Regions from separate parts of the Homo sapiens genome. Here all the other regions are linked to region 3. The links are chromatin contacts, found by Hi-C or POLR2A ChIA-PET in ENCODE. All regions are on one chromosome and are shown on one strand. The core of a region is the stretch at or near the end of the contact, and the rest is flanking DNA. Distances in the headings are between cores, read along the strand shown.

The links. A loop is a pair of places that touch in the nucleus more often than their neighbours do. ChIA-PET counts read pairs that join two places held with the same protein, here RNA polymerase II (POLR2A). Pooled maps may share reads with other maps.
Region 1: a loop to region 3 is called in a pooled map of right cardiac atrium, with 2.1 times the contacts of the local background. The contact joins two enhancer-like sites. A Hi-C loop is called at or near these places in 10 of 168 maps with a recorded cell type or tissue (CD4-positive, alpha-beta T cell, CD4-positive, alpha-beta memory T cell, CD8-positive, alpha-beta T cell and 5 more) and 18 of 50 pooled maps. POLR2A ChIA-PET finds 5 or more read pairs at or near these places in 4 of 52 experiments (AG04449, Caco-2, H1 and 1 more).
Region 2: a pooled map shows a loop between it and region 3 (4-fold over the local background). The contact joins the promoter of ABHD6 here to the enhancer-like site in region 3. A Hi-C loop is called at or near these places in 6 of 50 pooled maps. POLR2A ChIA-PET finds 5 or more read pairs at or near these places in 2 of 52 experiments (CD4-positive, alpha-beta T cell and activated naive CD4-positive, alpha-beta T cell).

Annotation. Positions count from the first base shown.
Region 1 is chr3:58,617,120-58,621,285 of GRCh38, forward strand. The region is part of intron 2 of FAM3D-AS1 (FAM3D antisense RNA 1); the gene reads left to right. It also overlaps a transcript of FAM107A not described here. Among named protein-coding and RNA genes, the nearest start is that of FAM3D-AS1, 12 kb to the left of the region's middle. RefSeq lists a silencer at 98-303. Within about 2 kb of position 2,377, at least 2 of the 41 ENCODE cell types and tissues checked have a DNase peak (open chromatin) inside an H3K27ac peak, as active enhancers do.
Region 2 is chr3:58,235,463-58,239,654 of GRCh38, forward strand. It overlaps ABHD6 (abhydrolase domain containing 6, acylglycerol lipase), which reads left to right and starts at 2,330. Exons shown (of 10, transcript NM_001320126.2): 1 at 2,330-2,454. RefSeq lists an enhancer at 1,741-2,680 and silencers at 1,902-2,071, 2,082-2,571.
Region 3 is chr3:58,461,243-58,465,120 of GRCh38, forward strand. All of the region lies in intron 1 of LOC107986092 (a long non-coding RNA gene), which reads left to right. Among named protein-coding and RNA genes, the nearest start is that of KCTD6, 29 kb to the right of the region's middle. Within about 2 kb of position 2,502, at least 3 of the 41 ENCODE cell types and tissues checked have a DNase peak (open chromatin) inside an H3K27ac peak, as active enhancers do.

The DNA of each region.
Region 1 (4,166 bases), core at 1,127-3,626, 160 kb after region 3:
CTGTGTCACTTCACAGTGCCTGCTTGTGATGGCAGAGTCAGCATGGGACCTTCACAGACGCTGGCCGGTTCAGGGCCTGCAGGTCTCAATGGCAGGCCTCTTCCTGAACGTGCACCACATCATACAACTCAGAATGACCCCTACCTGTTCCCAGAGCTCAGGTGGGTGGAGAAAAATCCCCGGATGGTCCCTCAAAAGGACAGACACTGCCCCATTTCTGGCTGAGCTCCTGCAGGTTCTAGGTGTGACATCATCCCTATGGGACACCTCAGGCCCCGTCCTGAGCTTCCTGAGGAGCCGGATGTCACCTAGACCAAGCCAGGCTCTTCCAGCTTCCCTGTGGCAGCCTCTGTCATCTTAGATTTTAGATGAAAAAGAAAGTTCCAGCTCCTCGCCTTTCTCTCCGCCCCAGGCCCTGAGATCTGATCTCTTACTTACACAAAGCCCCTTGTTTATGTTAGTTTGGGAGACACAGTGTTCTGAAAGCCGATCCCTGGGGCCCAGGGAGGGAGCTGCGTTTTTGGGTTTCTGCCTGCGAGAAAACCGGCTTTTGATTTGGCCCCTCTTGCACCACCTCCAAACCCTTTCAAGATAGAAATTAAATTCTCCTGAACTTTAGGCCCCTCTTCAGTGCTACTCCCAGGGGAGTGGAGCCACTACCTACTATTAACTCTGCCTTGCACAAGGTGAAGATTTATTCTGGCTTGACATGAACAGCTTCAGTCCTGATGCTTGAAAAACAAGATGAACAGCTTCAATCCTGACGCTTGAAAAACAAGTCCATGAGAACGTGGGCTGTGGAGCCAGAAGTATCCAAGTTCAAGTCCCAGCTCTGGCACTTGTTGGCTCTGTGATCTTGAGACGTGAACTCAACCTCTTTGAGTCGAGCGTCTGCTTTGGTGAAATGGGGACATCGATACCTTTGTGGCTGGGTTTGTGGTGAGGATTCCATGGAAGTTCAATTATTAGAAGGCATTCTTATTTATCTTCAGGAAGTGCCCATTTTGCAGATGAGAAGGACTGAGTGAGGCTCAAGGGGGGTAGGCCCAGGTTGGCTGTGTTGTGCAAGGTTTCTGTAAGGCCTTGGCTTTTGGTGCATGTGGAGGAATCTGAACACTAGCCTGCTTTTGCACAGTGTTATCTTGTCTGAGCCCTTCATGGCTGTGAAATGGGGAAAACTACCCATGCCAGGCTGCTCAGAGAAGCCAGTGATGCTGCACACATGAGGCCCTGGCTCTGCACCTGGGGTAGAATTGGCCCTCCGAAGAATGACTGTTGCTGCCCTCTCTTTTTCTCTCCTGCCTCACTTTACCCTAAACCAGTGGGCAGCACAGCTACCTTCTCTGCTTTGACATGGAGCCCAGAGTGGGAGCCCAGAGAGGGAGGCCATCTTGCCCAGGGTCCCTCATTCAGGGCCTCTGAGGCGAATATTTTATTCTTATTCGTGAACGAGGAAGATTGGATTAGGAGGAGGTGGACTAAGATTAAAGTGGATTTAAAAAGAATTAAAATAATTTCCTTCTCTCTACTGCCTTGGAAATGAGATTTGGCCCCAAGGCCCGAGGATGGGGGGAAGGTGCCCATCTTGGGCCCCCTGTGACCTCTTCCTCTCTTGAGGTCTTAGAACATCTGGGAGTGAAGAAGGGCCCTGGTGGGCACCTGGAGGGTGGTGTTGGGGCAGGGGGTGAAGTCAGGGGGACAGGTTTGGGGTTTCTTCAATTCTGTTTCTGGGGGATTTTCTCTTTGTGTTTTGCCTCTTGTGTCTTTGTCTCTGTGTCTCTGTCTTTCTCTCTTATCTCTATTTTGAATAGTGAGCAAAAGAAAGAAGAGAGAAAAAAAGAATGTTCTCCTTGATCAAAGAGTCTGAGGCAGAAACATAGTTGTGATTTTTTTTTCCTTGAGACAAGATCTTATTCTGTCACCCAGGATGGAGTGCAGTGGTGCTACCATGGCTCACTGCAGCCTTGACCTCCTGGGCTCAAGGAATCCTCCTGCTTCAGCCTCCTGAGTAGCTGGGACTACATGTGCACCACCATGCCCAGCTAATTAATTTTTCTTTTTTTGTAGTGATGGGTCTCACTATTTTGCCCAGGCTGGTCCTGAATTCCTGGGCTCAAGTGATCCTCCCTCCTTGGCCTCCCAAACTGTTGGGATTACAGGCCGTGAGCCACTGTACCAGAACTTTACATAGCTGTTTTTTGAGAGGAGAGGATGGCATGGCAGGGTAAGTGCAGGATAGGTGGGAGAAGTTAAGGTGCCACCGAACCAAATCTGTGGCAGTCCCTAACCCCAGAACCAGGAATCTGGGGGCCCCTACGAGGCTGAAGAGGGCTGGAAAACCAAGAAGTTCTTTCAGTTCCTGGGACATGCCGCAGCCTCTCATACCTCCAGGCCTTGGCAGATGCTGTTGCCTGCTGGAAACCTCTCCCCGCCTCCTGACCTGATTAATCCTTCTTCGTCTTTTACCTCTCGGCCTCGTGGGTCCCCCTTCAGTGCCCCAGGTCCTATCTGCTTCCCTCATCATAGTACCCAGCACCTGCTCTGTCCCTGGGGATGGCTTATTTCTCTCCCATGGGGCTGTGCACCCCAAGGGTGAGCCTAAGTGCCATTCACTCATCTATCTCCAGTGCCTGGGTCCCTATGCCCAGTCAACATTTGTTGAATAAATGATGAACAAGCCATGAGGGATTTTGCATTTGGCCAGGAAGTTGTGCAGGTGGAAAGTGTGTGTAAATGTGTGTATGTGTGTGTGGTGGGGAGGTGGAGGCAGGGTGGGGAATGTGAGAATTTGGATCAGAGCCTTAGAGACATTGGAGGGGAAGGAGGGACATGTGGGGGAAACTGAGGGATTCAGTCTATGTCCCTTCCCCCCAGCCTGAAGTTCTGCATGGATCCTTCCATAAGGTTGGCCTTCAACTCAGGGTAGCTTTTGGGAAATCAGCCTCCCTCTCTCCTGCCCTCCCTTCCTTAATTAATTAATGGAGCACCTTCTATGTCACAATGGTAAACCAAAAATCAAACGGCCTCCCTTCCCTCATGGATAAATCACAGAACTATACATGAAATCACAGAGTGGTCAGCGTGGAGGAGAGACCAGAGAGCTCTGTGAGTGTGATGGGGTTTGCCCTAGTCCGGGGAAGTGGGGAGAGTGATGGTGTCATGGGGTCCCTGAGGAACTTGACCCCCTTCTAATCTCTCTGACCTTCCCAGCCACCCCTGGTAATCCTACAGGCTTGGCAAAACCTGTAGGCCTGGTAATGCACATGCGGTTCTGAGACAAGCTTGCCCTGTTCTTGTCCACTTATCTAAGCCCCTCACCCCATATAGATATTTGAGATCCACTCAGGGAAGGCTTCGTGGAAGAAGTCTCGGCTGAGCCGGTATCTTTTTTCCTTTCTTTCTCCTTTGATTCCTTCTCCCTCCTAAGCTGGGCTTCCAGCCATAAGACAGGATGGGGAAAGTTTTAGTCTTGGAAGAGGCGGTTCCAGGGCTGTGAGGGATGACGCTGTGGAATGACGGAGCAGCACTCCTCCTGGGGAGACCCAGCCAGCACCTGGGCACATGGCTCCACTGGTAGAGGGTGGGCCGGATGTCCCACTAACCCGTTCTCTTGTTGCCTTTGTGCAGTGCCCAACCTGTACACCTGTTTGAAGCAGCCCTGGGCATTCAAACCTTGAACCCAGCTTGGGGAAGGCCAAGGACAGATGGAAATAAAAGCCCCATTAGGAGGCCTTGGAGAGCAGGAAAACTGTGCCCTTTCCTGCCTCCAAAGGTCACTCTGCCTGTCTTCAAATGCCCTTTTTGGCTGCAGCCAGTCTAGTCCCCACTCCTCCTCTACACTCACCTTCTGCCCCTGGACTTCCCCAGGGGAGAAATGTCAACTCTAACTTTTTCAGGAGTTTCAGCCCAGGCCATTCTGAAGGTGGGAGTGAAGGAGGTGGCGGCATGGTTCCCAGGGAAGGGGAGGACAGTATATTTACCAGTTTGCTGAGGCTGGGGAGGAAATCATTCAGGGACTTTCAAATCTAGCGGGTAAATAGATAGAGTAAAAGGGGAGCCCGGAACTAAATGACAAATTTTAGCGCTTGGGAAACCATGCTCACAACCCCAGCATACGTGTTTGCGCCTGACCAGAGCCCTCAGGAATGTGGCCTCCCATGCACAGA
Region 2 (4,192 bases), core at 1,080-3,579, 230 kb before region 3:
CACTGATAAGGAGTTTCTATTTGGGATGACTAAAGGTGCCATCTGGAAAGTACCAGGCCCCTGGGACTGCTCCCTGGTCTCCCACCTAGGTGGGATTCCTCAGTGACAGCACTCAGGGGTATCACCGGCTCAGGGAGGGGCCGGAGGTGAGTTCCCTTATCTCCTCTTGCCTCCTTCACTGTAAAACTGGAGCTAATAAGGTTTCTCTCCTGTCAGCCATCCAGTGGAGATAAGTCACCCAGAATGTGACTCCCACATGGGGCTCAAAAAGGTGTTTCTAAATATAAAACTCTGAGGGAAAAAAACCCTCGGGATATAGAAATTCCAGGCCCTTGGAGACGCCCAGGGTCACAGGCTGTGAGTTAAATAAAAAACCCACCAAACTGATGAACTACCCATTTTTAAGGTTTTGGAGAGGGAAAATTAAAAGACTAAGGAGCAATTGTTTTAAACTTTATACCAGGTGTATTGATGGCTTCTAGGCTGGGGCCTTCCAGGAAGTCATTCATCAATTTCATTGTCTATTTATTCACCCCCTGGACTCCTGTTTTGGTGAATGTTCCTGAGTCCAAGATGCTAATCCAATAGGTGGCCAGTAGTGACTGAAGGACATTTAATCCCCACATTTTGTGCTATCTCTGTGGACCTGCTCTGGGGATGTTGGTGGACTGCTGGCTTGGAAAGGTTCTGCTTCAGCCGTAAGGAGAGATAAAGCCAGAGAGGTGGGACTGAGCAACCCGCTGTTTGGTGAATAAATTGCCACTGAAACTCGGGGGCCATTCCCTGAAGTGAATCACATGCAGCCATTGAAGTCTAAGTGATAAGGCAGCCAACAATTTAAAGGAAAATGCTCCAGCCCAAGCCAGGGGGACTGTCCCAAACTCCGGATGAATTCCAGCTGCCCTGCAGAGCAGGGTTTACAGGCATGGGGATCACTAGTGGCTTCAGAGATGCCCCTTTGCCACTTCTCCGGGACTTCTTGACTGTGTCCTATTCTTAAAACCCAGGACCTGCACCACTCAGCCAGGCTCCACCAGCGTGGAGGCCTTGGCAGGCTGAGGCCCAAAGGCTGCCTTTGTGGGGGATTTAAACGGCCAAGAGAGTCTTGCTGAGCCCTGGCCCCTTGACGTCTGGAGTGGCAGGCCAAGCACTCAGTGCAGCAGGAAGATCTGGGTGCCACTAAGGCCCCTAACAGGTGTAGTAAATATCTGTTAAATGAACGAATACATGTTTTGATGAAAGAAGCCCACAGTGCAGTGTGAGCCCAAAGGGGTCTTACTGAAGGCTTCCTGGAGGAAGTGGCAGCTAAACTGAGACATGGAAAACACGGAAGAGTAGCCAGGCCAAGCTGGGGTTTAACTGTCCCTAAAAGAAAGAAACGACCATAGCAGGGGTTTAACCAGAGGTGGCCGAAGGCCTTTCCAGGTGCCCATTTCTCCCGTATAGCTTTGGAGTCAGACGATCCTCGGTTGGAATTCCCAGTTCAGTCCTTACAGTCTGACGTCCCGCACAACCCGACGCCGGCAACTGTCTCCAAACACCCGAGAGCCAGGGCGGGAGCATGAGCGCCTACGGTGTTCCTTGGGGTGGAGCCCTCGCAGTGTCCAGAGGATTTGGGGGCTCCTGCGCCCCCATTTCTCCCATTTCCTGGACTATCCAGGGCAAGCCCCTCACCTCCCTGAGCCTCGGTGTCTTCTGAGAAAAGAAGTCGACCCCAGTGCCTACCTCATAGGATTACGTGAGACAACCGATGTCAAGCAGTGTTGCTTTGCTGCCTGAGAACCCCTGCCTGTCCCTTTCTCTCTGATGCCCTTCGGGGCAGAGATCCAGAGATCCTGCCTGAGTCACTTTGGCGGGTTTAATGCCCAGCCGCGCCAGGCACACAGTAGGTGCTCAGTAAGTGAAACAGTGCCGGGAAGAATTCGGGCCGGGGATGTGGAACTGTGTGTGGCTCTGCGGGCTCAGAGGCCCTCCCCGCGCCCCGCCACCGTGTGCGTTCCGGGGCGGGGCGGGGCGGGGGCGGGGGCGGGGGCGGGGGCGGGACCGGGCGCTCGGGCTCCGCCCCCGGTACCTCTGTAGGCGATCCTGCTCTCGCCGTGGCTTTCGGGTGCTAGGAGACAGTTGCCGGCGTTGGGTTGTGCGAGACGCTAACTGTACCCTCCGGGTTTAACGCTGTGAGGCAGCGCGCGGAGGAACTGGGGATAAGCGCCCCGGAGCCCCCAAACAGAGCGCGGCCGCTGGGGGACAGCGCGCGGCGCCGGGTCGGGGCGGGGCGGCTTTTCTGTCGGAGGACGCGAACCGGCACGCTGCGCCTTTAAGGAGTCCAGCTGGGCTGGGCGCCGGAGCTGGGAGCGGCGCGGGTAGGAGCCCGGCGGCAGGTCCCAGCCCGGGGCTAGAGACCGAGGGCCGGGGTCCGGGCCCGGCGGCGGGACCCAGGCGGTTGAGGCTGGTCAGGTGAGCGGAGGCGGGCGGGCGGGCGGTGGTGCGCTCCTAGGGGGATGGGGCGCCCTGATGGCCCCGTGACCTCTCCCCCAGTGTCTCCCTGCAGCGGCGCATCGAGTGGAAAGAGTCGGCGATCTGCACTTGCCTTTCCACTCCGCTCCCCGCGCGGGCGCTGCCCCCACCTCCCGCTGCCTGGATAGGTTTGAGATGCCCGAAACCCGGCGCCCCATTTCCTGGGTCCAGCCAGCCTCTTGAAGCCGGGGGACAGAGTGAGGACGGGTCGGGACCTGCACCCTCTTTCTACTTCGCCTCCCCACCCCCTGCGCCCGCAGCAGCCCTTAGGCGCCCCTCGCAGTGCCGAGAGGATTTTGGGGTCCTGCAGCCCTGTTTCCCCCATTTCCTGGAGAAGGACTGCAGCTCGCCCACCCAGATAGCATCTTGCTCCGTGTCACGCGCCGCCTCCGCGCCGTCCCCAAGATCTCGCTCCGCTACTCCCCTCCCCCAGCAGCCTTTCAGCTTCCCTTTCCCCAGCCTGCCCCGGCTCCCGTGCCCTTGCGCCCCTTCCGTGTCGAAACACTTGAATCAGGATGCTGTCCAGCCAGGTACCCGCCGGCAACTTGCGGTCCCCCGCCTACAGCGACACAGGTTTCACGGCTGCCTTAGAAATGCGGATTGTGTAACGCCGGCTGCAGGGCAGTGCACGTGCAGGGTTTGCGCCCCTGAGCCCACAGCGAGGCCAGGTGACAGAGTGAGGCATGGGGGAGTGGGGGAAGAGGAGGATGCCAGAGGGTCTAGATACTGTGCATGCAGAGAATATGTATTTTGAGCCCTTTGTATGCCCCAGGAGCTGGGTGGTTAGGAAGAGGAAATAAAGTGGGGGTCTTACTCCAGCTGGGACCTGGAGGCCCTCATTTATCTCGCCGCCCCCCTCCCCGCTGCTCCCGCCTGCTCAGAAATCCCTAGTGGCTCCACCTGGCTAAGAGTTTAAAGTAGTTTATAATGAATAATAGCTGACATAGAATAAGCAAATCTTGTGTGCCAGGCCCTGTCCTAAGCCCCTTAAAAGAATTACCTGCCATACTTTCCCCAACAGCCCCTTGAGGTAGGTACCACCGCTGTGCCCATTCCTGAGAGCAGGAATATGAGGCTTCCAGAGGTGGTACCTTCCCAAGACACGAAGTGAGTCTGGCCTCAGAACCACCCCCTTCCCCCAACCGCCCCCCCAACCCGACCTCGAACCACTAGACTTTTTACCCAATTTCAACAAATTCTTATCAAGAACATTGTTATAATATAGGAAATTAGAAATAACAGAAATTAATCACCTGTGTTTCTAGCACTAATTTGTTTTTCTCAGACCAGCAAGGGCCTCTCAGCTTCTGGTAATAGTACCCACTTTAAAGGGTAGTGGCAATATTTAGATAAAATAATGCACAGGGCCCAGCATGTTTTAAGCACTCAGAAAGCAGCAGCTGTTATTATGAAGAGTGGTAGTTGACCACTACCTTGAATTACTGGAAAAAAATAATTAATAAATGGCTCACACTGACTCTACAGAAATTAACCATTTTGTGTGCTCAGAAAGGCCTATGAGACTTTCTCTATTTTCATCTTTTTATTATTTTTATTATTTTGCCTTTTCGACACATTCTGTGGCTTTCGTCAACTCCAAATTATCCATTGTCTTTGTAGTTAGAGACAGAAGTGCCCTTCTGGTTTTTTTAGCTTTTAAAATGTGTGACCTTTGATT
Region 3 (3,878 bases), core at 1,252-3,751:
ACTCTTGGTGGGTTCCTGGATGGGGGCCGGTCTCCAGAAAGACCAAGCCATGATGAGAAGTTTGGAGCTTTTAGCTCCACTCCCTATCCTCTGGGAAGGTGAGTGGGCTGGAGATTGAGTTAATAATTGATCATGCCCATATGATGATGCCTTTATAAAACTGTGGGCTTTGGAGAGCTTTCAGGTTGCTGAATGGGTGGAAGTGCTGGGGTATGGTCACCCAACACTTTGCCCTATGTACCTCTTCATCTGGCTGTTCATCTCCATCCTTTGTGATATCCTTTATAATAAACAGGTAAACATAAGTGTTTTCGGAGTTCTATAAGCCACCCTAGCAAAGTGTCAAACCTGAGGAAGGGAATCCCGATTTGTAGTTGGTTGGTCAGAAGTACAAGTGACAACCTGGGACTTGCAACCAGCATCTGAAGTGGGGGCAGCCTTGTGGGACTGAGCCCTTAACCTGTGGGGTTTGCACTAACTCTAACTGGTGTCAAAATTGAATTAATTGTAGGACACCCAATTGGTGTCTGCCAGAGAATTGATGTGTTGGAAAAAACCCACACATCTGATGTCAGAAGTAAAGTACTGAGGGTGTGAGTATATAGAGTAAAAAGAGTTGCTTTTTCCTATGATACATATACATATGTGTGATAGATAGCATATGTAATATAATATACACATATGTAACGTGTTATATACATGTTCTGTATGTTGAATATACATGTGTATAGAGAACAAGAAAGAGAGACATAGCATAGCATCTCTACCTTTTTTTTTTTTTTTTTTTTGAGACAGAATTTCACTCTTATTGGCCAGGCTGGAGTGCAATGGCGCGACCTTGGCTCACCGCAACCTCTGCCTCCTGGGTTCAAGCGATTCTACTGCCTCAGCCTCCCGAGTAGCTGGGATTACAGGCACCCGCTACCACACCTGGCTAATTTTGTATTTTTAGTAGAGACGGGGTTTCACCATGTTGGTCAGGCTGGTCTTGAACTCCCGACCTCAGGTGATCCACCTGTCTCAGCCTCCCAAAGGGCTGGGATTACAGGTGTGAGCCACCACGTCTGGCCGAATCTCTACTTTTTTTTTTTTTAATTTTTACCACATATTGAATTATATTGTATATTTATGTTATATTATGTGATGAAACATAGATATGTTAACACATATTATGTGTAGTGTAGTATATTAATATATGTATATTATACTGCACATACATATTATATGATATATTTAGAGATACAGTTAGCATCTCTTCTTGGTTTTTACCACATACTTACATTTTATATTTTATATATATTATTTATTTATTTATTTATTTTGAGACAGAGTCTCACTCTGTCAAACCTGTGCCGCCCGGGTTCAAGTTATTCTCCTGCCTCAGCCTCCCGAGTAGCTGGGGTTATAGGCATCTGCCACCGTGCCCGGCTAATTTTTGTATTTTTAGTAGAGACGGGGTTTCACCATCTTGGCCAGGCTGGTCTTGAACTCCTGACCTCGTGATCCACCTGCCTCGGCCTCCCAAAGTTCTAGGATTACAGGCGTGAGTCACTGTGCCCGGCCTTATTTTATATTATTTTAATATTTTGTACTTATGTATTTCTGACATCAGAAAATTGCCAAACCTATTACAAGAGAGGCCATGAGAAAGGGTGGCTATTTGTAGGCATGAAGCCATTTTCTAGGAGCAGCCAGGGAAGGGTTAAGAGTCATGGCCGCCTAGGCCTCCTCCAGCCCAGTGGTCTGCCTGTAAGTGTTGTCTGGAGGCCCTGCCGCTTTCCTGCAGGGTGTGATGATCCCTTTTACTCTGCGCCTGCCGGGAGCCATAGAGAAGTTGAGAGAGGGGTGGAAAAGGGGAAAGAGGGCTGGCTTGGGGAAAGAGGGCTGGCTTGGGAAAAGACTCAGATGAAATCAAAGGTGCTGAGTTTACTGTGGGACCTAAGAATGAATGAAGGGAAATCTGAGAGCCACCACAGCATTTCTTGAGCAATGTGCTTGGCGCTGCGCCAGGTATTTTATGCCCTTCTCCTCATTTAATTTAACCCTCCCTCACAACGCCTCTCAGAGGTGGTTACTATTAATTATTAATAAACTTATTTGGATAGATGACATACACACAGTATACAGTTGAAAGGGTCCAAAGACTTTACTGTGAAAGGTGAGTCTAAGAGAAGTCGGACAAACGAGTATAGAGATAAAGCAAATACAAACATGCTAACCACATGAAATCTAGGCGCTGAGTATGCGGGAATTTATTGCACTATTCTCTCAACTTTTCTGTTTGAAAGTTTTTCATAATAAAAGTTGAGGGGAGGGGAAAGTGAGTTTCCCTGCTGTCCCCATCTCCTTTATGCGGTTCCCCTCCCAGGAGGCCAGCACGGATACTAGTTTCCTGCTCCTACTGATACTCAGTTTATATGGGCATGCACGCATGCGTACACACGCAGGCACACACATGGGTCCATTTGGTTACTTCTGGTACCTTATTGATAGAATTTCATTTTTGAAAGCTTTAGAGGCGTAGCTTTTTAGAAAAGGGAATTCCTAAAGGTGGATCCCCACATTCGCTTTCCCAGGGGAAGGTGACTATTTTGTTGCCCAGGCTCACCCCTAGAGGTCGCCTCTTCGCTTGACTGGCAGCTGCTAGGGCAGAAGGTGCACAAACCACGGTCGGGGCTGCTCCCATGTGACTCATGAGATGCGCAGCCTTCCAAAAGTATTCACACTTATGTTTTCTGGCCTTAGCCACGTTTCTTGTGGGTTGCAATACTCAGACACAGAACCCACATTTTGGCTTTGCAGAGGCAAAAAGCTGACAGAGGGACAGGTTGTCCAGAAAGCTTCGCCCACACACTGTACTGTAAACTTCCAGAGGATGAATAAAACACCTATTTCCAGGCACAAAAGAGACACTTCTCAGTGTCCCAAACATTTCGATGCTGATTACTTCACTAGATTAAAAAATTTTTTTTGACTAAAGGAAAGCCGTTTTATTAAATACATTAGAACTGACTTATAGCATTGGTGTTAATGTCTCTCTGAACGATTATACCAGTCTTATGTTTTGTTCTTATATTTAGGGAGGCAAGATTTCATCACATTATCTCTGGGTGTGTGTGAAAAAGAACTATATTATAATAGTGTGTATATTCCTTTTTAAAAGTAATTGAATCAATGCCAATAGATAAATGACTAGTTTAAATTAACCACACAGAAATGTTATTTGATTTTTTAAATTTATTTTAAGATAGGGTCTCACTCTCTCCCCCCCAGGCTGGAATGCATTGGCACAATTTTGGCTCACTGCAACCTCCACCTCCTGGGCTCAAGTGATCCTCCCACCTCAGCCTCCCAAGTAGCTGGGACCACAGGCACGTGCCACAACTCCTGGCTAATTTTTTCTTTTCTTTTTTTTTTTTTTTTTTTGTAGATACAGGGGTCTTGCCATGTTGCCCAGGCTGGTCTCCTGGGCTCAAGCGATCCACCTGCCTTGGCCTCTCAAAATGCTGGGATTACAGGCATGAGCCACTGTGCCCAGCCAGAAATGTTATTTTATTAATGTTGAACATGTACAGTAACTTGAAGCAGACTATTATTCTGTTTTCATGCTGCCATGAAGACATACCTGAGACTGGGTAATTTATAAGGAAAAGAGATTTAATTAATTCACAATTCCACGTGGTTAGAGAGGCCTCAGGAAACTTACAATCACGGTGGCAGGTGAAAGAAGTGAATGCTGAGCAAAGGGGGAAGCCCCTTATAAAACCATCAGATCTCGTGAGAACTCACTCACTATCATGAGAACAGCAAGAGGGTAACTGCCTCTGATTGAATTATCTCCACCTGGTCCCTCCCATGACATGTGGGGATTATGGGAA